Linked DNA regions of Homo sapiens: region 2 is linked to region 1. Evidence: read pairs that join two places in POLR2A ChIA-PET (ENCODE). Cell type or tissue: Caco-2. All regions are shown on one strand.

Region 1 (2,500 bases):
ATGAAATCATTCCCAGCACTTACAGAACGGGAATGGAAGAGTCTTGTCCAGATGGAAGGGGAACTATGGTTGCCTGCCTTACCTCTCTTGGGGACCTCAGGTGACCTGCCTCAACATACCAAGGGGGAGGAGGAGGAGTCTTCAGGGGACAGTGCTGGGAGCTGGACTCCCGGGGTTCAATGTCACCAAAGATGGCCTGGGGACACAGAACCTCTTGCGAACCGCACTGGGTCCAGTCCTCCCTAAACACAGGCTGAGTGCGGGTCGTCTCTCCCCCACTCTGCCTTCCTGGGCACCGTCAGGGATGCGCGGGCAGTTCTCAATGAGTCCCAAGGCTGTGGGAGCTGAAGGGGTAGTGGGCCGGGCGGAGGAGGGAGGGGGGAGGGGGGAGGGGATCTGATTAGAATCCGGGCCGTATGGCGAACACTGCGGAGATGGAGGTAATCACTGAGCGGGCGAGACAGCGTGCTCGGCGACAGCAGGCGGCCCCGCCGTCGCCATGGCAACCGCGGCCTCCGGGGCGCGCGGCTAGGCGCAGCTCCGCGTCTGCGGCGGAACATCTGCTTTGCACAGGGCTGCTGGGAGCCAGGGGGCGCGGGCGCGGCTGCTCCCCCCACCCCGCGAAAAAGAAACAAATTAGGCCAACTGTCCAATGAGGGGCCGCAAATGTATTTATTAATGCGAGGGAAAGGTTGTTCCGGAGCGCAGTTTGATTAATGTTTGAGTCTTCAGCTTGTCAGTCTGGTTTTGTCTCCTGCAAAAGGGGAAAAGGGAGGGGTTGGGTGAGGGGCTGGTAGGGGACTGGGGAGGAGAGAGACAACAAAGCGGGAGGGGATGTTAATAGCCAAATAGGCTCTTTTTCATGTTTCCCCCAGCCTGCCATCCTTGATGGATGGCTCAGACAGACACCAGAGCGCATCAGGGAGACGCAAGCCCCTCAGAGAGATGGCGGGATGGAAGAGAGGGGACCGCTGGAGCCTGGCTGGGGTCGGTGCGGCGGGAACTCCCGAGGGCTGCCTGGAGAGGAATGGCCCAGGAAACGGGCAACTTCTGGGGAAACCAGAGGAAAATTGCACTCATGTTTACAAGTCTCCCCTCCCCTCCCCAGTTTGCCCCTCTGGGCCCTGGAGATAGCACCGAGGTCGGAGAGTGAGGGGTCTCCATACTTTCTGGATATAGAAAGAGGCGAGAAGCTCTCATCCGTGTGTTAGGGACGGGAGAAGGGAAGTAGGCAAAAGCCTATGCTTCGAATTCTCCTTCCTCTCTCTTTCCTCCACCCTTTTCTTTTCTTTCCTCTCACCCTATGTCCTCGGCCGTATATCATGTCTTCACTTTTGCTCCGTCGTCCCTCCTTCCTCTTCGTCTCTTCTGTTGTTTCTTTCCTCCATCTCCCCCATGCCCCGTTGGTGACATCAGCTGGCTGTGATAGGAACTGCCTTGCGAAGATGTCTTCTGTGACCAGTCTGAACACCTATAATGCTTTCTATTTTTCCTTCTCTAGAGTCATGGGGGAACTGAGAGCCCCCTTGGAAACTCAAATTTGACGACCCAGTTTGTGAGAAAACACAACCCCACCCCTTTTCTACCCTCCCCACTAAATCCTCAGCTCCAGCCCACTAGGAATGTGGAGTGCAAACTGAAAATTACCGATTTCTGGTCAGGCCTGGGATTCAGAAACACAGGAGAAGGTCTGTAAAACTTAGGCTGCTTTGAGGTTAGAGGCTTCCTCTTTACTATCCCTTGACAAAAAAAAAAAAAAAGAAAGAAAGAAAAGAAAAGAAATACCCCTTTAAAGCCTAAGCCAAATTCTAACATTTGACTATGCAGCTCATTTTACCTTCTTGTACAAGAAAGAAGTGCATTTCTACATCTGAAGAGCTTTGCAAGAGGGAAGTTATTGGACACCAAAAAAACCTATTTGATGGTGGGGCACAGTGGCTCATGCCTATAATCCCAGCACTTTGGGAGGCCGAGGCAGATGGATCACTCGAGGTCAGGAGTTCAAGACCAGCCTGGCCAACATGGTGAAACTCCATCTCTACTAAAAATACAAAAAATTATCCGGGTGTGGTGGCATGCGCCTGTAATTCCAGCTACTCGGGAGGCTGAGGTGGGAGAATCGGTGGAAACCGGGAGGCAGAGGTTGCAGTGAGCAGAGATGGTGCCACTGCACTCCAGCCTGGGTGACAGGGTGAGACCTCATCTCAAAAAACAAACAAACAAACAAAAACGTGGAGCAGATCAGAGCCCCACTCTCCACGGAAGATTTTTATTTATTATCAGCAGCATCACAATTATTATATTTAATTATCATTTACAGTGTTGGGATGGAGGGATTATTCTCTTCAAATGTGGTCATAGCACGGTGGTTGAGAGTGGTGGCTCTGGAATCAAACCATCTGGATTGAATTCTGGTTTCTCCACCTACGAGCTGGATGACCATGGGCAAATTACTTAGCTCTCTCTAAGCCTCAGTTTCCTCATCAGTAAAATGGGACTA
Region 2 (2,500 bases), 100 kb after region 1:
ATTCACTGGAAGAAAGTGCAGTGATTTAAAATAAGTTAAAAAAAAGATTTTTATACTTCTCAGACCATGTTGCTGATAAAAATACAAGATGAGTTTGTTGCTGGCAGAACTGCAAAGGAAGGCAATGGCTCTCCCAGGAGGCTCCCCCAGGGCTCAGGTTTGCTTAGCTAAAATTAGTGAATGACTCTCTTAGACATCCTCTATTATAAAACAAGAGACATAGGATCCGCGCAGAGTGTAAATGAAATGAGACGAAATAAAAACTGGCCTAGCGTTTCTTCATCATCTCCCTCTCTGCAGTCCTTATTACCCTGGACTCAAACTGTTTGGACACTGGGCTGGGTTCTGAGTGACTCTTCAGTTAGGAGGTTAAAGCAGAATCTACTGAAGCAAGCTGCAGACTGCTAGTGCTGGACGTTGCACCATTTCAGCTTGGTTTCATTTTCCTCCCCAGCTGGTTCCTGAAATACTCCTATAGATCTCAAACCAATGTTTGCAAGTATCTTTCCTAGCGTCACTCAGAGCTTTATGGCCACAGGCTGCAGACCTGGGCAACCAAAAGAGAGACCGATCTCCCTGCCACTACAGAATTAACCACGAAAAGGAAAAGAGAGGCATTTCCCACTGATGTTTGGAAATGAAAAGTGGTTAAGAAGAGGTAGCATAGATACCTAACTGTAAGACTATGATCAAAGGCACTTTAGAACCTCATTAATTTGGAACTTTATATTTAAAATATACAATTTGGACATAAATTATGCTTAACTTTTCTTTCATACTATTTAAAGCGAGCCTAAATGGTGTTCGAAGATTGCAAAGGGACCCTTAGTCAGAATAATTGTTTTATACCACTTCCGCCATTTTAATAGTGCCACTTGGTTTTAACAGTAGTTTACATCCGGTCACTGAAACCAACACTTAACAACATAGGTAAGTGGGATTAGTGCATATTCTTGAAAGAAAAAGCTGCATTGCTTTCAAAGTTATATCATTCAGACTTTTCATTAAGTTAGGTTGGCTAAAACTTTCCCAACAGTCCCCAAGCTGGTGAAGTTTTACAATTATTTACTATACAAGCAATAGTACCTCTCTTAGGTTCCATGGAAAACTCCAGGGGCATCAAACAAAGTTTGAAGGCAGCATGGCATAGGGATGGGGTTGCAGGTGCCCGATGGGACCACACACAACATTCCTTTCCCATATTGGAAACCAATTTAATTCCAAAACCAGCAGAAAAGCATCCCCTGAGTTTCTAGACTCTTGATGTACTACTGATCATCCGCCTCTACCTCCTGTCCCCTCCAGCACAGCCTTCTCTTCCTACCCCTTTGGCCAAACTTGGTAGAAAAACTGCTGGCACCCTGCCGTCCCCTCCCTCCTTCCCTACTCACTCATTTCCCGGCAGCATTAGGACATCCACCCTGGCACTGCGCTCATGCTGCACCTGCCCAGGTCACCAGCGACCTCCTTGCTGCTCAATCCAATAGCCCCTCTGACCAGTGCCTCTTCCTCAAAATTCCCATGGATTTTCTCCCACCTCTCCTGCCACCTCTTCCCCTTGTGGGCTCCTCTTCCTTTGCCACCCTTAAATACTGATGTTCCCCAACATCTGTCCTTTCTCCTCACCCAGCACCCTTTCCCTGGGTGACCATGCCTACTCGCACGGCTTTACATACCTTCCACAGGCTGCCAACTCATAGGCCTGTGTCTGGCCCAGATCTCTGCTCCACGTGTTAGACCTGTACATCCAGCCCTCTGTGGGTCTTCCATTAGGGCTGGCCACAGACACCTGGGGCACTGAGCGACAGCTTTGCCCATTCTTTGTCCAGCCTTCTCACCCTCAGCCACCACAGGCCTTCTTCCAGATCCTTGAAAAACTTCAGTGTCTGCAGCTGTCTTTCCTTGCTTACAGCTCTTTCTGTTCTCTTCACTAGCTAAGACCTCACCCTTCAGGTCTCTGGCTGTTTGACTTTCCCAGCATAATTTAAGAGCCATTATGTAACAGGCATGCCATTTCCTCAGAGAGGCCTTTCTGGACCCCTGAGATGAGGCTAACTCCTTTGGGAACACTCACCACTCATTAACTAATCATGAGCCCAATGTATGCGAGGGCTCCCCAGGGTGGGCCATGTCTGTTTACACCACTGAACTGCAGACACCAAGGCCTGGCACATGGCTCACGGACACCTTCAGTGCCTATGGGCTGTATGAATATCCTGGGTTAAAGCAGCCTCTCTTCTGGTATCTCCAATCAGGACAAAACCTGAGTATCCCCCTCACTGCCAACCAATCATCAAGTCCTCATGATTCCACCTCATAGACAAATCTCCCTATAGTGTACCCAGGCTCCCCATCCTCATCACCATGATCCACCTGAGATACTGCCTACGGCCTCTAAAACTGCTTCCTGGCCTCTGGCCTCCCCCTTAGTCAGCCTCCACAATTTGGTTAGAAGGCTCTTTTTAAAGTGCAAATCCCATCCAGCTACTCTCCTAATTAA

What was found. Peaks named below come from ENCODE experiments on the same cell type or tissue, not always from the same donor. Only the 100,000 strongest peaks of a DNase experiment are listed, where the experiment ranks them.
Region 2: POLR2A ChIA-PET joins it to region 1 with 5 read pairs; 11 of 35 experiments call an interaction of 5 or more read pairs at or near these places.

Annotation. Positions count from the first base shown.
Region 1 is chr17:48,010,394-48,012,893 of GRCh38, reverse strand. LOC124904017 (a long non-coding RNA gene) reads right to left here and starts at 1,516. Exons shown (of 2, transcript XR_007065826.1): 1 at 1,301-1,516; 2 at 654-801. RefSeq lists a silencer at 383-432 and an enhancer at 1,271-1,330. In Caco-2, a CTCF peak has its summit at 1,439 (motif pointing left); DNase peaks (open chromatin) are centred at 474 and 1,403; H3K4me3 peaks cover 1,216 bases.
Region 2 is chr17:47,906,055-47,908,554 of GRCh38, reverse strand. All of the region lies in intron 1 of SP2 (Sp2 transcription factor), which reads right to left. The region is part of intron 2 of SP2-AS1 (SP2 antisense RNA 1); the gene reads left to right. Among named protein-coding and RNA genes, the nearest start is that of SP2, 11 kb to the right of the region's middle. In Caco-2, no CTCF peak of the experiment used is centred here; no DNase peak of the experiment used is centred here.